Regions from separate parts of the Homo sapiens genome. Here region 1 is linked to region 2. A link is an interaction called in ENCODE POLR2A ChIA-PET data of the cell type or tissue named here. Cell type or tissue: MCF 10A. All regions are shown on one strand. Links, peaks and the distances in the headings refer to the core of each region. The heading gives the core; the rest is flanking DNA.

Region 1 (8,836 bases), core at 2,174-6,173, 54 kb after region 2:
AGTTTCGCTCTTGTTGCCCAGGCTGGAGTGCAATGGCATGATCTGGGCTCACCGCAACCTCCGCCTCCCGGGTTCAAGCGATTCTCCTGCCTCAGCCTCCTGAGTAGCTGGAATTACAGGCATGCACCACCATGCCAGGCTAATTTTTAGTAGAGACGGGGTTTCTCCATGTTGGTCAGGCTGATCTCGAACTCCTGACCTCAAGTGATCTGCCCGCCTCGGCCTCCCAAAGTGCTGGGATTACAGGCGTAAGCCACCGCGCCTGACCTGGGTTGATCTTTAAAAAGGGGCACAGGGGATCTGCTTCAGTGGCTCACGGCTGCATTCCCAGCACTTTGGAAGTCTGAGGTGGGAGGATCACTTGAGCCTGGGAGGTCGAAGTTGCAGTGAACCATGGTTGTGCCACTGCACCCTAGCCTGGGTGACAGAGTGAGACCTTGTCAAATGACAAACAACAACAACAACAACAACAAACAAACAAACATCGCATGCAGAGCTGTGGAAAGAGGCTGGGCACCGTGGCTCACGCCTATAATCCCAGCACTTTGGGAGGCCGAGGCGGACAGATCACCTGAGGCCAGGAGTTCGAGACCAGCCTGGGCAACATGGTGAAACCCCTGTCTCTACCAAAAATACAAAAATTAGCTGGGCGTGGTGACGCAAGCCTGTAATCCCAGCTACCTGGGAGGCTGAGGCAGATGAATCGCTTGAACCTGGGAGGCAGAGGTTGCAGTGAGCTGAGATTGCACCATTGCATTCCAGCCTAGGCAACAGAGCAAGATTCTGCCTCAAAAAAAAAAAAAAAAAAAAAAAAGCTGTGGAAGGAAGGAAGGTGGGGCACACACATGTTCACAGATGCAGGGTGCGTGTGGGTGTGGGAGCTTATGGAAGTTCTCTTGTGATGAAATCATTGGCTGAGGGTGAGCACACAGGAGGACGGGTTGTGCACGAGAAGAGAGAGAAGGCACGAAATAATCTCTAGGAGTGTGGGAGAGTGAATGGCCTGAGAAAGGTGGTAAGATGGTAAGGTTGCCAAGCAATCCCGGGGGTCCACTTGAAGTTAATGGTCACGCATTTGAAATAAGTCCCTGTGGTTGTGAGTTTTCCCCAGCCTGTTCAGCTGCACGGGTACAGCTGTAGAGTAGAAGAGTTGGAATTAACGGTGTTTTTCTGGGTGACTACAGAAAAGGGGCAAAGAAGTTGAGGATGTATATAAAGGAGTGACTGTAATGATGGACCATGGAATGTCAGACGCAAAGACGGAAGTGAGGCAATGTCAAGTGTAAGAGATGATGGAAAGGTGGTAGAATCAATGGATTGTGGGTCCAAAAGGAGTCAAAGAATTACTGGAGATGGAATACTTGAAAAGCGGGCTGGAGGTAGAGGTAGTGATTATCGAGCAGGATGCTTGAAATCAGGATTATGGGGTTACAGCTATCGGAACGATAGTTGTAACTTCTCACTAGCATAATGTTCTCAAGGGTCCTCCTCTTTGTTGGTATTGAAGTGATTATGATTCTTAGTGTTGGAGAAAATGTGAAATCATCAAGGAACAGGGAAGAGTGACTCAGGTTCTGTAGCTGTCTGCCTTAAGGAGGGAGGAGGGTGGTCCAGTCTGATGACCTGGGACCTACAGTCAGCTCACATGAAGAGGGATTTACTCCAGGGCATCCAGCGATAGAAGAGGAATGATAAGGCTGGCTATCAGGAACTGGATCCAGAAAGTCAAGAACCAAGGTTGTGCTCTCTGGGCCACCAGGCTTTCTCATTTCTGCCTCTCCCTGCCCTTCCCTTTCTCTCGAAGCCATCTTCTTCCTCCTCACCTGACCTGACATGGCCTCCACAGCCCCTCCACAGCCCCAACACAATACAACCTTGCCTTTCAACTTTCTTCTAACTGCTTTCATCTCTGTCCCACATTTCCAGGACAAAGAGCCTGACTGCCTCAGCCCAGCCGAAGAATCGGTGTCTTTCTGGGTCTACTGTCCACTCTTAGGTCAGTCAACCATGGTCCGGGGGGATGGGGGCCTGTGGCACAACATAGCAGCCCAGGCAGTAGGCTGAGACCTCTCAGAACCAGATGTGGCTGGAGAGACCAGGAGCAGCCTCACTGGTGCCTCTCCCAGGAGGCACAAACACCAGCTAAGTAAGGAGAAGGCAGGAAGCTGTGCTCCGATGTCCCCAGGTGATGCTGAGGTGGAGCTCCGCTCTCCACCCTCCCTGGCCATCCTGCCCTGGGGAACAGTTTCTGGCTCTCAGCACCTCCCTGTCTGATAAACCCTCAGCGTTGCTCAGAGTCATCTGGACAGACAAGATTCTGCCTTCGGGCCTGAGAAAGCCTGGCTGGTACACTATCCATCCCTATGATAGCTATTTGGGCTTTCTGTTTGTTTGTTTTTAATTTTAAGACAGAGTCTCGGTCTGTCACCAAGGCTGGAGTACAGTGGTGCCATCTCAGCTCACTGCAGCCTCGACCTCCCAGGTTCAAGCGATTCTCTTGCCTCAGCCTCACAAGTAGCTGGGACTACAGGTGCCTGCCACCATGCCCGGCTATTTTTTTATATTTTTAGTAGAGATGGGGTTTCACCGTGTTAGCCAGGATGGCCTCTATCTCCTGACCTCGTGATCCGCCAGCCTCAGCCTCCCAAAGTGCTGGGATTATGGGCATGAGCCACCGTGCCCAACCGGGGGTATTTGTTTTTTTTTAACGTTGATAATTTAAGGATGACTGAAGGCTGATGGGAAGATCCAAAGGGCGAAGAAGATCAACGATGCAGGAGAAAGGGGCAGGGATTATTGAAGCAACGAGCTGAGTAGAAAAGAGAGGCCAGGATTGGGGGCTCTCTCACTGACCAGTTCTGTGGGATTTGCTGGGACCTCTTCCTATCATGTCACAGAGGCTTCAGGAGAAAGAACTTTTGTCACAAGAGATCAGCTTGAGCCACAACCCTGCCTAAGTCCCTTAGCTGATTCTCATGGGGGAGACAACAAGAGAGAGAGGAAATGGAAAGGAAAGGACTCTCTGAGATTCTCTAAATTGTGGGGAAATGCAGGTTATTTTATTTTATTTTAATAAAATTTTATTGGCCAGGTGTGGTGGCTCACACCTGTAATCCCAGCGCTTAGGGAGGCTGAGTCAGGCAGATGGCTTGAGCCCAGGAGTTCAAGACCAGCCTGGGTAACATAGCAAAACACTGTCTCTATAAAAAATACAAAAATTAGCTGGTGTGGTGGCACATGCCTGTGGTCCCAAGTGGCTGAGGTGGGAAAATTGCTTGAGCCCTCGAGGTTGAGGCTGCAGTGAACCGTGATGGTGCCACTGCACTCCAGCTCTAAAAAAAAAAAAAAAAAAAAAAAAAAAAAAGAGAATGTATTGATTTTTTTTTCTTTTTTCTGAGATGGAGTCTCACTCTGTTGCCCAGGCTGGAGTACAGTGGTGCGATCTTGGCTCACTGCAACCCCCACCTCCCAGGTTCAAGCAATTCTTCTGCCTCAGCCTCCCGAGTAGCTGGGATTACAGGTGTATGCCACCATACCCAGCTAATTTTTTGTATTTTTAGTAAAGATGGTGTTTCACCATGTTGGCCAGGCTGGTCTCGAACTCCTGACCTCAGGTGATCCACCTGCCTTGGCCTCCCAAAGTGCTGGGATTACAGGTGTGAACCACCATGGCCAGCCCTTCTTTCCATTTTTTGACATAGTGTTCTGGACCTTACTTTCACTTTATATAATTTAGAGGTTGTTCTCTATGAGTATATAGCAAGCTCTCTGATTATTTTTCTTCCTTTTTTTTTTAAACTGCTGCATAGTATTCCACTGAAATGGATCTCCCTGATTTATTTAGCTGATCTCCTACTGATGAACATTTGGCTCATTTCTGATCTTCTACTACTGTAAACAATGGTGCAGTGAATATCCTTGTGCATAAATTATTTCACACATGTAAAAACATATCTGTTAGATACATTCCTAGGAGTAGAAGTACTAGCTAAGAGGCATATTTTATTTGCATTTTCTTTGCATTTGTTTGTTTGTTTTTTGAGACACAGTCTCACTCTGTCACCCAGGCTGGAGTGCAGTGGCACAGCCACGGCTCATTGCAGCCTTGACCTTCTGGGCTCAAGCAATTCTCCTGCCTCAACCACCTGAGTAGCTGGGACTACAGGCATGCATCACCATGCCCAGCTAATTTTTTTGATATTTTGTAGGACGGGGTCTCACTATGTTACTCAGGTTGGTCTTGAACTCCTGGGCTCCAGGGATCCTCCCTCCTCAGCCTCTCAAAGTGCTGGGATTACAGCGTCAGCCACCATGCCTGGCCTCATATTTGCACTTTCAACTTTTATAGATTTATTTAAGTTATGCTCTATAGCAACTGGGGTTTTGTGCAAGAACCGGAAACCACTTTAGGTAGTTCAAGCAGGAGATTTAATGGAGGAAATTAGGTGTTCACAAAATTGCTGAAATGACTGTAGGAGGGGCTTTGGCCTGGGCCTCCAAGAGGTCAATACACAGGTAACTTTCTGGGGAAGCCACTCCTCTGCGATCACTACTGGAACTGCAGCCAGAAGTTAGGATCAAAATGTCACTACTGACACCTAGGATGCCAGATAATGGACTCTGAATATGCTGCAGAAAAATCTCAGGTCTCCACAACCCTCCTTGACAGCAGAGATAGCCAAAAGTACAGAGAAAATGGCCTTTGTCTTTCCATCACCTACCCCGTGTCTCATTAATTCTTCTAACTAGTAGGACCTAATTTCTATCCAAAACTCTAGCTGCAAGGGAGTCTGGGACGTGTAGGTTTAGCTTTCCAATGTCTCCACCTAGAAGAGGGTGGAATGAGTCAGATTGAGAGAGCCAGTCCACAGTACTCTCTACACCCTCCATAAAAGGGGTACCAAATTACACTACCACCAACATGGGATCCTGTCAACTCTTTGATTTGCTAATCCAAAACATGGAAAACAGTACCTTATTGTTTTAATTAACATTTCTCTTATTATGAGAGGTTGAGTATCTTATCTTACAAATCATCAAAAAATATATCTCTGTGAATAGAATCCAATGGGAGTGCTGCCCCCTGGAGTTGTGCAGCATGGTGACCCTGTAATATGAATAAATGCCATTTAAATGTCTTTTTTATGTATGAATTCTGTATGTCTTTTGTCCACAGATGGTCTTTTAGTTTCCACCATGATATATGTAACATACATGGAGTCTGTATAATGGTACAGTTTTCTAAACCTAGAGTTTAGCTAGTGATCCCACAATTTTTTTCCCTTTGGGTCATTTCTCCCCAGGATATAGTCCCAGTGAGGGGTAGGGAGGGACAGCCTGTACTTGAAATGTCACAAGCATGTCAAATTCTGGAGGTCTAGAACTTTGAAATTAAACTACACTCAAAGTGTCTCTCCAATGCCAGTTTACACAAAATTCTAGTTTGCCTCCTGCCTGAAGATTTAATTATGAATCATGCTGGATGGAGGAGTGAGGACACTGTGTGCCTAGTGAGCTGGGCGGTCATTCCTGCCTGCTGGGCTTTATGTTCCTGTGGTTTATAATGTCTTCTCCAGTGAATAATAACCTCGGGTTCATGCCAGGCCTTTTGGTCTTTGTTGATGATCTATAGGGACTGGAAGCCTGAGATCTCAAATTCAAGAACAGGCCTTTTAAGCCTGGTCAATCAATCAGGCTGCATAGTCAGAGCCACAGATAGTACAAGCTGCCAAGCTGCTGATGTAGAAAAAGACCCAAGTACTCAAAGGAACACACCATTCGCCAGAAAGTATGGGGTTGATTTTTTTTTTTCTCTTGAAATTGTTCAGTTGCTAGCAGGCTTCAGGTGTCAGTGGCAAGGCCAGCCAACAAGGAGAGCACTTATGGGCTTTCCCATAAACCCCAATCTGATGCACCAAATTTTGCCATTAGGTATTCACTCCTTTGGCTTAAACATTCCCCCATCAACCCAGCACTCCCTCCTGACCTGCTGATTATTTTCCACTTGGTCAAGCTGGAAGTGTTCTGGTCATTTTTGATCCTCTCCTCTTCTCCTCCTCCTGTCCCAATCCAATTAATCATGATGCCCACTGAATTATTCCTTCAGGGTACCTGGGGAAGACATGCTGGAGTCGTAAAGTACCGGCTATGACCCTGAGCAAGTGCTTCCAATTCTCTCTCAGCCTCGGTTTCTTCACCTGTAAGGGAGAGCTAACAATATCCTACCTCACAAGGTTTTTGTGAGGATTAAAAATAATACATGGAGGCTGGGCACGGTGGCTCATGCCTGTAATCCCAGCACTTTGGGAGGCTGAGGTGGGCAGATCACAAGGTCAGGATTTCGAGACCAGCCTGACCAACATGGTGAAACCCTGTCTCTACTAAAAATACAAAAATTAGCTGGGCATGGTGGCATGCATCTGTAATCCTAGCTATTCAGGAGGCTGAGGCAGGAGAATCGCTTGAATCCGGGAGGCAGAAGTTGCAGTGAGCCAAGATCCTGCCACTGCACTCCAGCTTGGGGGACAGAGTGAGACTCTGTCTCAAAATAAATAAATAAATAAATAAATAAATATTTAAAAAACCACATGGTTTTATTAAAAACAAAACATGCACACATATACCCCAACACTTCCCCAGAAGCCTCTTCAGCTAACTAGTGTCAAGCCTTGTGACTTACAAGACCACATAGATTATATTTTAAAACACACACAATACTAATAATACATGGTTTTATAAAAGTGAGGTCACAGCCCATGTATAAAACACAGATATTTGAGAAAAGAAAAAGAAAACCCAACAACAACAAAATAGATATGTGGCCCAAGTTGATACTTTCCTTTCTAGTCCTTTCTTTCATGATCTAACCCTACGTTCTTGCTTCATTTCTGCCACAGCTTCTTTCTTTCTTTTTTTTTTTTTTTTTTTTGAGACAGGGTCTTACTTCCATCACCCAGGCTAGAGTGCAGTGATTCAATCTCAGCTCACTGCTGCCTTGACCTCCCAGGCTCAGGGGATTCTCCCATCTCAGTAGGTGTAGCTGGCACCACAGGCGCGTGCCACCATGCCCAGCTAATTTTTTGGGATTTTTTTTTTTTTTGAGACAGAGTTTCGTTCTTGTTGCCTAGGCTGGAGTGCAGTGGCGCCATCTCGGCTCACTGCAACTTCCGCCTCTCAGGTTCAAGCGATTCTCCTGCCTCAGCTTCCCAAGTAGCTGGGATTACAGGCATGCACCACCGCGCCCGGCTAATTTTGTGTTTTTAGTAGAGATGGGGTTTCTCCATATTGGTCAGGCTGGTCTCGAACTCCTGACCTCAGGTGATCCGCCTGCCTCCGCCTCCCAAAGTGCTGGGATTACAGGCTTGAGCCACTGCGCCCGGCCTTTTTTGTATTTTTTGTAGGGACAGAATTTTGCCATGTTGCCCAGGCTGATTCTGAACTCCTGGGTGCAAGTGAGCCTCCCGCTTCAGCCTCCCAAAGTGCTGAGATTATAGGCATGAGCCACCGTGCCTGGCCTTGCAACAACTTCTTAACTGTCCTTGCAATGACTAGTTCGTTTCCCTGTCCCACCTTCAGTTTACCTCCTCTTCAAAACATCCTCCTTCTCACTGCTGCTTGCTCAGCTTAATTTTGCTAAAACGCTTCTCAGATGATGAACTCCTCGTGTTCAACAATCTTCGATGGTCCCCATTGTCTTTGGGTATTGAGTCCAGATTCTTTAGCCTGGTGATGAAGGCTTTCCTGAACTGAACCAAACCTAGTCCAATTAACAACCACCTCCCGGTAGGACGCGGTGGCTCACACCTGTAATCCCAGCACTTTGGGAGGCTGAGGCGGGTGGATCACCTGAGGTCAGGAGTTTGAGACCAGCCTGGCAAACATGGAGAAACCCCATCTCTACTAAAAATACAAAAATTAGCCAGGTGTGGTGGCGCACGCTTGTAATCCCAGCTACTTGGGAGGCTGAGGCAGGAGAATCACTTGAGCCCAGGAGGCGGAGGTTGCAGTGAGCTGAGATTATGCCATTGCACTCCAGCCTGGGCAACAAGAGTGAAACTCCGTCTCAAAAAAACAAAAAACAACCACCTCCCAAGTGCTCCCAGTGTGCCCACCTCAGGCTTGACTTAGGGATGGGGATTTGGCAATGAGTAAGATTCAGTCCCCTCCACTAACTAGTGGAGAGACAGACAGATGCATAGACATTTTCTTTTTATTTTAATCTTTTTTATTTTTTGCCTTTTATTTTTTAATTTTATTTTTTGAGACAGGGTCTTACTCTGTCACCCAGGCTGGAGTGCAGTCGTGCAATCACAGTGCAATCCTGGCTCACTACAGGCCCAAACTCTTGGGCTCAGGCGATCCTTGAATCTCATCCTCCTGAGTAGCTGGGCCCACAGGCATGTGCTACCATACCTAGCTAATTTTTTGAGACCCTATCTCAAAAAAAAAAAAAAAAAAGGCACATCTGTTTTAATTCCAAATACGTCTAGAAACTGGCTATTTCTTATTTCTTTTCTTTTCTTTTTCTGAGATGGAGTCTTGCTCTGTCACCCCGGCTGGAGTGCAGTGGCGCCATCTCGGCTTACCACAATCTCCGCCTCCTGAGTTCAAGCGATTCTCTTGCCTCAGCCTCCCAAGTAGCTGGGATCACAGGTGTGTGCCACCATACCCAGCTACTTTTTTTTTTTTTTTTGAGATGGAGTTTTGCTCTGTTGCCCAGGCTGGAGTGCAGTGGTGCGATCTTGGCTCACTGCAACCTCCGCCTCCCGGGTTCAAGCCATTCTTCTGCCTCAGCCTCCCGAGTAGCTGGGACTACAGGTATGTGCCACCACACCTG
Region 2 (8,836 bases), core at 2,262-6,261:
AGGGCAAAAGTCAAATAATCTATGGGGGCACTTACTCCATAGGTTATTTATCCAGCTATGCAATATAACACTTTATATAGGGAAGTTCTTATACTATGATAGTAAAACAAAATAAGAATGCAGAACTACTATATAATACATGTAACTATGCACAGAAAAATGACTGAAATGACCTTTCCCAATGATGAAGGTCATCAGAAACTTATTTTCTTTTTTTTTTATTTTTTATTTATTTATTTTTTTTTTTTTTGAGACGGAGTCTCGCTGTCGCCCAGGCTGGAGTGCAGTGGCGCAATCTCGGCTCACTGCAGGCTCCGCCCCCTGGGGTTCACGCCATTCTCCTGCCTCAGCCTCCCGAGTAGCTGGGACTACAGGCGCCCGCCACCTCGCCCGGCTAATTTTACAGAAACTTATTTTCAAGTTCACTGCAATAACCATTTGGCCATGACTACCTGTTGGCAACTTATTTTCTCAATTTTTCTGCAGGTCCAAGTTTTCCCTTAACACGAGTTGTGTCCCTCCAAAATTCTTATGTTGAAGTCCTAACCACTGGTACCTAAAATGGCCATTAAATGTGAAGACAGGGACCTTAAAGAGGTAATTAAGGTAAAATGAAGTCAGCCAGGCATGGTATCTCACGCCTGTAATCCCAGGACTTTCGGAGGGCAAGATGGGCGGATCACCTGAGGTCAGGAGTTTGAGATCAGCCTGGCCAACATAGTAAAATCCCGTCTCTACTAAAAATACAGAAATTAGCTGGGCATGGTGGCCTGCGCCTGTAGTCCCAGCTACCCGGGAGGCTGAGGCAGGAGAATCGCTTGAACCCAGGAGACAGAGGTTGCAGTAAGCCGAGATCGCACCACCTCACTCCAGCCTGGACAACAGAGCAAGATCCATCTCAAAAAAAAAAAAAAAAAAAGGTAAAATGAACTCATTAGGCTAGGCCCTAATCCAGCATGACTGGTATCTTTAGAAGAGGAAGAAGTTTGGTTTGGACACAGGTAGTTACAGAGGGAAGACTATGTGAAGCCACAGGGAGAAGTTGTCCATCTACAAGCCAGAACTATAAGAAAATAAATTTCTGTTATTTAAGCCACCCCAGTACCTGGCACTTTGTTATGGCAAACCTAGCAAGTGGGCATCAAATCTCAGCTGGGCATGGTGGCAGGCACCTGTAGTACCAGCTACTTGGGAGGCTGAGGTGGGCAGATTGCTTGAGCCCAGGAGTTTGAGTCCAGCCTGGCCAATATAGCTAGACCCTGTCTCTTAAAAAAAAAAAAAAAAAGTACATCAATCTAAAATCCCTCCCCTTCTAAATTACTATTAATAGATAATATTTATGTACTACTTTTTTGTTTTTGTTTTTTTGAGACACAGTCTCGCTCTGTTACTCAGGCTGGAGTGCAGTGGTGTAATCTCAGCTTACTGCAACCTCCACCTCCCGGGCTCAAGCGATTCTCTTGCCTCAGCCTCTTGAGTAGCTGGGACTACAGGAGTGCACCACCACGCCCAGCTAATTTTTGTATTCTTAGTAGAGACAGGGTTTCACCATGTTGGCCAGGGTGGTCTCGAACTCCTGGCCTCAAGCGATCCACCCGCTTTGGCCTCCCAAAGTGCTGGGATTACAGGCATGAGCCACTGTGCCAGGCTGATTCAGTATTATTTAAAGCTGGGCTGAAGACCCTGTGAAAGTCCCTCAAGAATCCATTAATTGGAAATATCACTGCTGATGTAGAACTTGAATTAACTTATTAGGTATTTATGCTTTCTCATTTGGAAGATGGATATTACACTTCACAGAACCATCATGAGTAACGTACAAGTTGAAACTCCAAACCATGATGTAGTCCCAGCTGCTTAGGTAACTGAGGTGGGAAGATACCTTGAGCCCAGGAGGTCGAGGTTACAGGGATCCATGCTCTTGCCACTGCACCCCAGCTGGAGACAGAGCAAAACCATTTCAAGAAAAATAAACCCCAACCGGGAATGTGTAGACCCCCAGAACCTTACAGACCATTACCCACCATTTACCACATGAGGAAACTAGGGCTGGGGGTGAGGGGTGGTGGCGGTGAGATGACTAGCCAAAGGTCGAACAGCTTGGAATTAGAATGAGAACCCAGGGTGGTCAGGTTCTAAAGCCAGGTTCGTCAATGCAGCATTCATTCAAGAACTACTTAAGTACTAATGATGTTCTTTTTTTTTTTTTTTTTTTTTGAGACAGAGTCTTGCTCTGTTGCCCAGGCTGGAGTGCAGTGGCGCAATCTCGGCTCACTGCAAGCTCCGCCTTCTAGGTTCACGTCATTCTCCTGCCTCAGCCTCCCGAGTAGCTGGGACTACAGGCGCCCGCCACCAGGCCCGGCTAATTTTTTGTATTTTTAGTAGAGACAGGGTTTCACTATGTTGGTCAGGCTGGTCTCAAACTCAAGTGATCCACCCACCTTGGCCTCCCAAAGTGAGTGACTAAAGGTCACTTTTATTTTTTTGGTAGATACAGGGTCTTGCTGTTTCCCAGGCTGGTCTAGAACTCCTGGGCACAAGTGACCCTCCCACCTTGGCCTCCCAGGGTGCTGGGATTACAGGCATGAGCCACTGTGCCTGGCCACTTTTCTCAATCCTAAAACAGCCCTCTTCCTAAGGGAAGATCTTTAGCCAGTAAAGGGCTAACCAGACAATTCTGTCAATTATTTCCTTTAAGGAGAGACTCAATGACTCCAATCCTCTCCCACCAGGTAACCCAGAAGGAGGCTAATGGATTGACTCCCCTACTACTCAGAAGACTTAATCCCCAAAACTCTGAGAGCTGCTACCGCCCACCCCCCCCGCCACCCCACCAGGAGCTAGAAATCCTCTTCCCGCTGTCTACAAAATCTGCTTCCCACTAGAGTGTACAACTCACTCTACTACCCTGTCTTCTGGCATATTTCCACTGTTACATGGTTCCACATATTTGTAGCACAGTATCTGGGCTGTGCATCTATTTGTAGAAGGGACAGTGTCAATAATCAAGGGGAAGCCAACGGTCATGTATTATAGGTGTATGTGCCTCCCACTCAGGGTGCATATTCCAGATACATCTGAGGAGCTGGCCCCATCAGCTCTAAACTGCTTTGAGTTGGGTACAGAGCACAACCAAGGGGCAATGGTCCAGACTGATAGGAATAAGCTTCAAACACCCACTCTGCTCAGGATACCCAGCTAAGTGTTTTCCTACCCAAATCCTCACAAAATAACCTGCAATGTGGTATTACTTCTCCCAATCTGACAACTCAGGAAACAAGAGGCTGCCAGGGGTTGAACTGCCCCAGGAAGCAGCAAGATCAGGTTTCAAATCCTGAAGGCAGGGAAATAATGAAGAATACGAAATTTGGAGTCCAGAAGACTTGGATTCCAATCCCTATAATGTCACTTATCTATCACATGATTGGGCAAATTGTATGATTATATAGAAGCTCAGTTTCCTCATCTGGAAAATGAAACAATACCTACCTCATCAGGTTATTAGGAAGATTAAATGGGATAGTGTTCAAACAGCACTGAATACTGTGCCTGGCCCAGAGTAAGTAAGGTAAGCTCTCAATAAAAAGGTACCTTAGACTACTTACAATTAACCTAGGCTTCTGACATCCACATCCTGGCCTCTTTCTATGTATACCATCGAAAAATTCTCTCTCAAAGTGGGAAGAAGTTAGCTACAGCTGTATGCTTTACTCAACGGATGAAGCTGATCAAAGATGGTGACACATGGGACCAGAGGGCACAATAGGGAACTGGCTCAGTCTGCATTTGGAGAGGGCTGTTTTGTAGGGGTCCTCTGTGGTTTACCAGAGGAAGCAGAAGACGGAGATTTCATGAAAAAGCTGGCCTTTCTAGGGAAACTTGCTAGGCACATGTAGGAACATGAGTAGTCTTCTCTGCAAGCTATGAGTCAAGACATAGTAAATGGTAAGCCCTGGGGCAGATCATTACAATTTCCTCCCAGATGCTTCCTGGCACCACTGGCTTGTATCACTAGTTTCATAATGAAACTGATACGAAACCAGGTCTCATCATCACTCATCCCTCCTTTACCCCATCTTTTAATAGTCAGCGAAGTAAACTGACTCCTGTTCCTAACTGCAGCATGGTTCCACAAGGCCACACATCTTGGCCAAATCACGGGGGCATGAATGGGCTTGCATCAAACTCTTTCTGGGGCAACTTGATGATGAGCACATGGGGCAATAGTTCAGAATTTAAGGCTGGAAAATGAAAGCCTAAACATAGCTCTTTCTTCCACACCCATCCAGGGCTTCAGACAGTCATTTGACCGCATTAGCCTCAGTTTCTCCCACAAGGATTCTGAATTACAAGGTCAATGAACCTGATGAAGAGGTGCCTGCTCTACCAATATAAATGGACAGCTTTTAGCACTGAGCCTAAATGTACATTCCCTAAAATACTGTCGGGGAAGGGAAAAAGGGAATCAGTAACCTGAGGCTGCTTCTAGAGAAATTAACAATTAATATCATAGGACACATTATAGGTAAAAATAAATAAAAAGAGAAATTAACAACAAAAAAGCCAGAGCTCTATGTATCTGCACTCGATAGAAGACATCCAATGGAAACCAGGAGTCTCTGGCCTATGTTCAAAGCTCCTCTCTAAAGATCATCCTGCCAAGCCTGGCCTCGGGTCCTGAACTGGCGCCACTAATAAAACTTGGGCAAGAAGAGTTTGGTCCCTGGGGTACTAGAGCTATTGGGAAAAGAAAGCTTTTTAAATAGACTTATAAGAATTGATGGATGCTGGGCTAAGAACTCATTCCTCTTATGTTCCAGGCCTGCTTTTAGGTTGGAATTTGCCTAGACACCTCCATACTCCCAAGGGAATACCCTTGAAGGTCAGGAGCTTGTCTCTTCCTGGAGGTGCTATCTGGTCCTGATGTCCAACATTACTGGATGTTCTGGCAAAATAAAACCACCCATCTTTCCGTAGACAAAATGTCCATCAAGTGATCACTCTCCACCAATTTCCCTACTGATCTCTGGGTATTTTGACTAGAGGAAAAGGAAAACATCATCTTAAACATATTGTGGCCAAAAGGCAGCCTGGGGAGTTGGGGGAAGAGATTGCCTAGGAAATTTCTATTCTAGCTTGCTTTAGGGACATACCTAGCTCACAAAACAAACAAATTTGTCCTTATAGCTATCACTACCTTCTGTTAAGGGATTGGGATAAGAGGGCACCGGGGAAAAGTAGGTGGAAGTGACTTGAAGAAAGATTCTGGCATTTTTCCTAAGTAAAACTACATATAGAAAAAAGTTCACCAACTAAGAAATACAAATTAAAAGGGCAAGTGCTGTGTCACAGTTGGGAACCGGGTGCTGCTATATATTGCTAGGGGTGGGGGAATATTAACTGGCACAACCTTTCTGGCAAATTAAAATGCCTTAAACAAGCCCATTGACCCAGGAATTGTGCCAAGATACCATCCCAGATGTGACAAAACCATACCTGCCAGGATGTTCGTGACTTGCTTAATAGGGAAAAAAAGCAAAAAAAGGTCTCAACAACCTAACTCTCAACAGAACAGTTAATTATGCTGTGCCACAGTCACCCAAATGCCTAATCTACAGCCTTAAATACTATAAAAGAAAACCTACCCAGGAAAAAGTATTTTGCAGAGGGGGGAAAAAAGCAGGTCATAAAGCCATTTATAGCATAAGGCTGACAATTATTATATAAAATATTTATAGTTTTATTCTTGTACCAAAAAGAAGAGAGAGAGAGGGGCTGAGCCCTGGTGCCAAGGCTGTGGTCTGCCTCTCTCCGTCACCAAGTATTTTCCACGCACAAGAAAACCAAGATGGTGGCCAGTGAGCCAGACCCGTTTTGAGGAGACCCACGGGAGAGGTCATAGGGCAGCAAAGTGGGGTGGGGGGAAGAGGCTGCACATGCTGGGATCCCAAGAGGCCTTGGGGCTCCTGGATTCACTTGGGACCCACCCCTGGGCATGCTGGGAGGCCCATTGCCCTTGCCTAGCAAGCTTGGGGCAGCTCTGCAAGGGCCTGCCAGAGCCCTGGGTGCACCTATTGGGTGTCCAGGCCTTTTTCCCCAGAGCTGTAAGCAGAGCAGCTCTTGGAGGGCAACAGAACCCAGGTGGAGTGCAGTTACACCTGGCGGATGGCACCCATCTATACACAGGCCCCCTGGACCTGGATCTTCTCACAGATAGGGCTGACGGGGTGTGTGAGGGCCTCAGCTTGCAGCCCTTCTCTGACCCAGCCAAGCAGAAGAGGAAGCTGGGATACTGGGGAGGCAAGCCTGGAGAGTGAGTGGTGAAATCATTCAGACTCGGGCCCTCTGCCTCAGATCAGATACCCTCAACAAAGACTCAGGTGGAAAGATTGGGAAATGGATGATTGATTTCAAATATTCCTTTGAAAAGACAAAGGTCCCGTATGGGTGGTAGGCCCCCATTTTGCCTTCCAGTTTTTCCACAGTAAACATGTATTTGATTTTCAATCAGAATTTGATGTGAGTTTTTCCCCCGACTAGAAAAATTATATGGCAACCCCATGTCGTTGAGGGTGGAGAAAGCAGTTCCAGGGGAGTTTTGGCTGACGAAAGCTCTGCTGTGTTCATCAAGTTCCTCATAACCCTTAGGAGGTGAGTCTTCCCTCCCAGAGTGAAACCCAAACTAGGCACTCTGAGAGTTTGGAACGCGGCTGACTCAGCATGAGGTGTGCTGTCTGGCTCACTGGCTACCATCCTCAAGGACCATGCCAGAACAAAGATCCCAGTGATCAACCTGAGACAGCTGTGGTAACAATTAAGGGTCTGGTAGGTAAAAGTGCTGTGTACTGGCTCTGCAGCCTTGCGTCAATCACTTAATCTCTAAACTGTTTAACAGTAAGTACTCAATAAATGTAAGCCATTTATTGCTGCTTAATTTCCAGTCTCTAAAATGGGAATACACACACACACACACCCCCAGGTGCTTGTTAGGGTCAAATATGATGTGTTGTGCTTTATATTTATTTATTTATTATTTTTTGAGACAGAGGCTAACGCTGTCACCCAGGCTGCAGTGCAGTGGCATGATCTCGGCTCACTTGAACCTCCCAGTTTCAAGTGATTCTCCTGCCTCAGCCTCCCGAGTAGCTGGGACTACAGGCACATGCCACCACACCCGGCTAATTTTTTGTATCTTTTGTAGACGTGAGGTTTCACCATGTTAGCCAGGCTGGTCTCAATCTCCTGACCTCATGATCTGCCCGCCTCAGCCTCCCAAAGTGCTGGGATTACAGGCATGAGCCACTGTGCCCAGCTGTGTTGTGCTTTAAAAAGCACAATAAAGTATTAAAAACCAGGGGCAGTGATTTAAAAAGCAACACAGAAGGACAGGAAGGTGAAGGCCATTCAGAATCCTAAGATAAGCAGAAAGTTTAAAAATAGGATCAACTGCCATAGAGGCAAGCATAGGAAATTAAATCCCAAATGCCATGCAGCTAGGCACAGTGGCTCATGCCTGTAATTCTAGCACTTTGGGAGGCCAAGGCGGGTGGGTCACTTAAGTCCAGGAGTTTGAGACCAGCCTGGGCAACATGGCGAAACCCCATCTCTACCAAAATTAGCTGGGAGTGATAGTGCATGCCTGTGGTCCCAGCTACTTGAGAGGCTGAGGTGGGAGGATCACCTGAGCCTGGGAGATCAAGGCTGCAGTGAGTCGTGATCACACCATGCACTCCAGCCTGGGCAACAGAGAGAGACCCTGTCTCAAAATAATAATAATAATATCAATAAAATGCTATGCTTCTTTCATTCACATCTCACCAGTTTGTTCCTTTCTATACATTTAGCTCTTCAAAGAGGGCTTAATGTTGTCACAGAGCAGTGATTCCCAAACATAGCTGATAGAATCATCTGGCAAACAATTTAAAAAATCCAGATTCCCTGCCGACCGCCCACCTATCACTTCTACTGAGTCAGCTTCTGGAAGTGCATCTGGGGAAAGCAGTTTGTTGCTTTTTTTTAAAGTTCTTGATTCTCTCATTTATTTCTCATGAGAAGGTAAATTGGTATGGCTTTTGATGGCACTTCAGACCACATATCAAAAATTTAAATATCCAGATCCTTCCTCTGACCAAAAGTTATATCTGTCTATTCAGTATCTCTTTTGGATGCTTTCAAGATATCCTGAAATCAGTATGTCAAAACTTAAATTCACGATCTTTACTTAACCCAAATATGGTCTTTTTCCAGCATTCTCCCCCAGGGAATAGCATATCATGTACTCAGCTTGAGAACAGAATCCGGGCATCAGAAGCAGCCCAGAGTCTGGAGCCAGAGTGCCTGGGCTCAATTACCAGGCCCACACTGACTTTGGGCAAGTTGGCTAACCTCTCTGGGCCTGTTTCCTCAGCTATGAAATGGGAATAATGCTAATATCTACCTCAGTTGAATGAGTTAATACTTAGCATAGTGGGGGAGGGGGGAGGGATAGCTTTAGGAGATATACCTAAAGCTAAATGACGAGTTAATGGGTGCAGCACACCAGCATGGCACATGTATACATATGTAACTAACCTGCACATTGTGCACATGTACCCTAAAACTTAAAGTATAATAAAATAAAATAAAATAAAAAATAAAATATCTGATTAAAAAAAATACTTAGCATAATGCCTGGCATATGGTTTAGCTAGCAGCTGCTTCTTCCTTGACCATTTCTCCCTTAGAGCTTCCCTTCCCAGACTATCACCCACCAAGACTTAGGCCCCTTCCATCTCTACCCCCACCACCTTAGTGCATACAACATCATCTTTAGTATAAATGGGTGCAAAAATCTCCA

Evidence for each region. ChIA-PET counts read pairs that join two places held together with the same protein. Peaks named below come from ENCODE experiments on the same cell type or tissue, not always from the same donor. Only the 100,000 strongest peaks of a DNase experiment are listed, where the experiment ranks them.
Region 1: POLR2A ChIA-PET joins it to region 2 with 5 read pairs; 4 of 35 experiments call an interaction of 5 or more read pairs at or near these places.

Annotation. Positions count from the first base shown.
Region 1 is chr16:68,609,988-68,618,823 of GRCh38, reverse strand. No RefSeq gene overlaps it. Among named protein-coding and RNA genes, the nearest start is that of CDH3, 31 kb to the left of the region's middle. In MCF 10A, for the core only: no CTCF peak of the experiment used is centred there; no DNase peak of the experiment used is centred there.
Region 2 is chr16:68,663,605-68,672,440 of GRCh38, reverse strand. The region is part of intron 2 of CDH3 (cadherin 3); the gene reads right to left. Among named protein-coding and RNA genes, the nearest start is that of CDH3-AS1, 22 kb to the right of the region's middle. In MCF 10A, for the core only: no CTCF peak of the experiment used is centred there; a DNase peak (open chromatin) is centred at 4,040.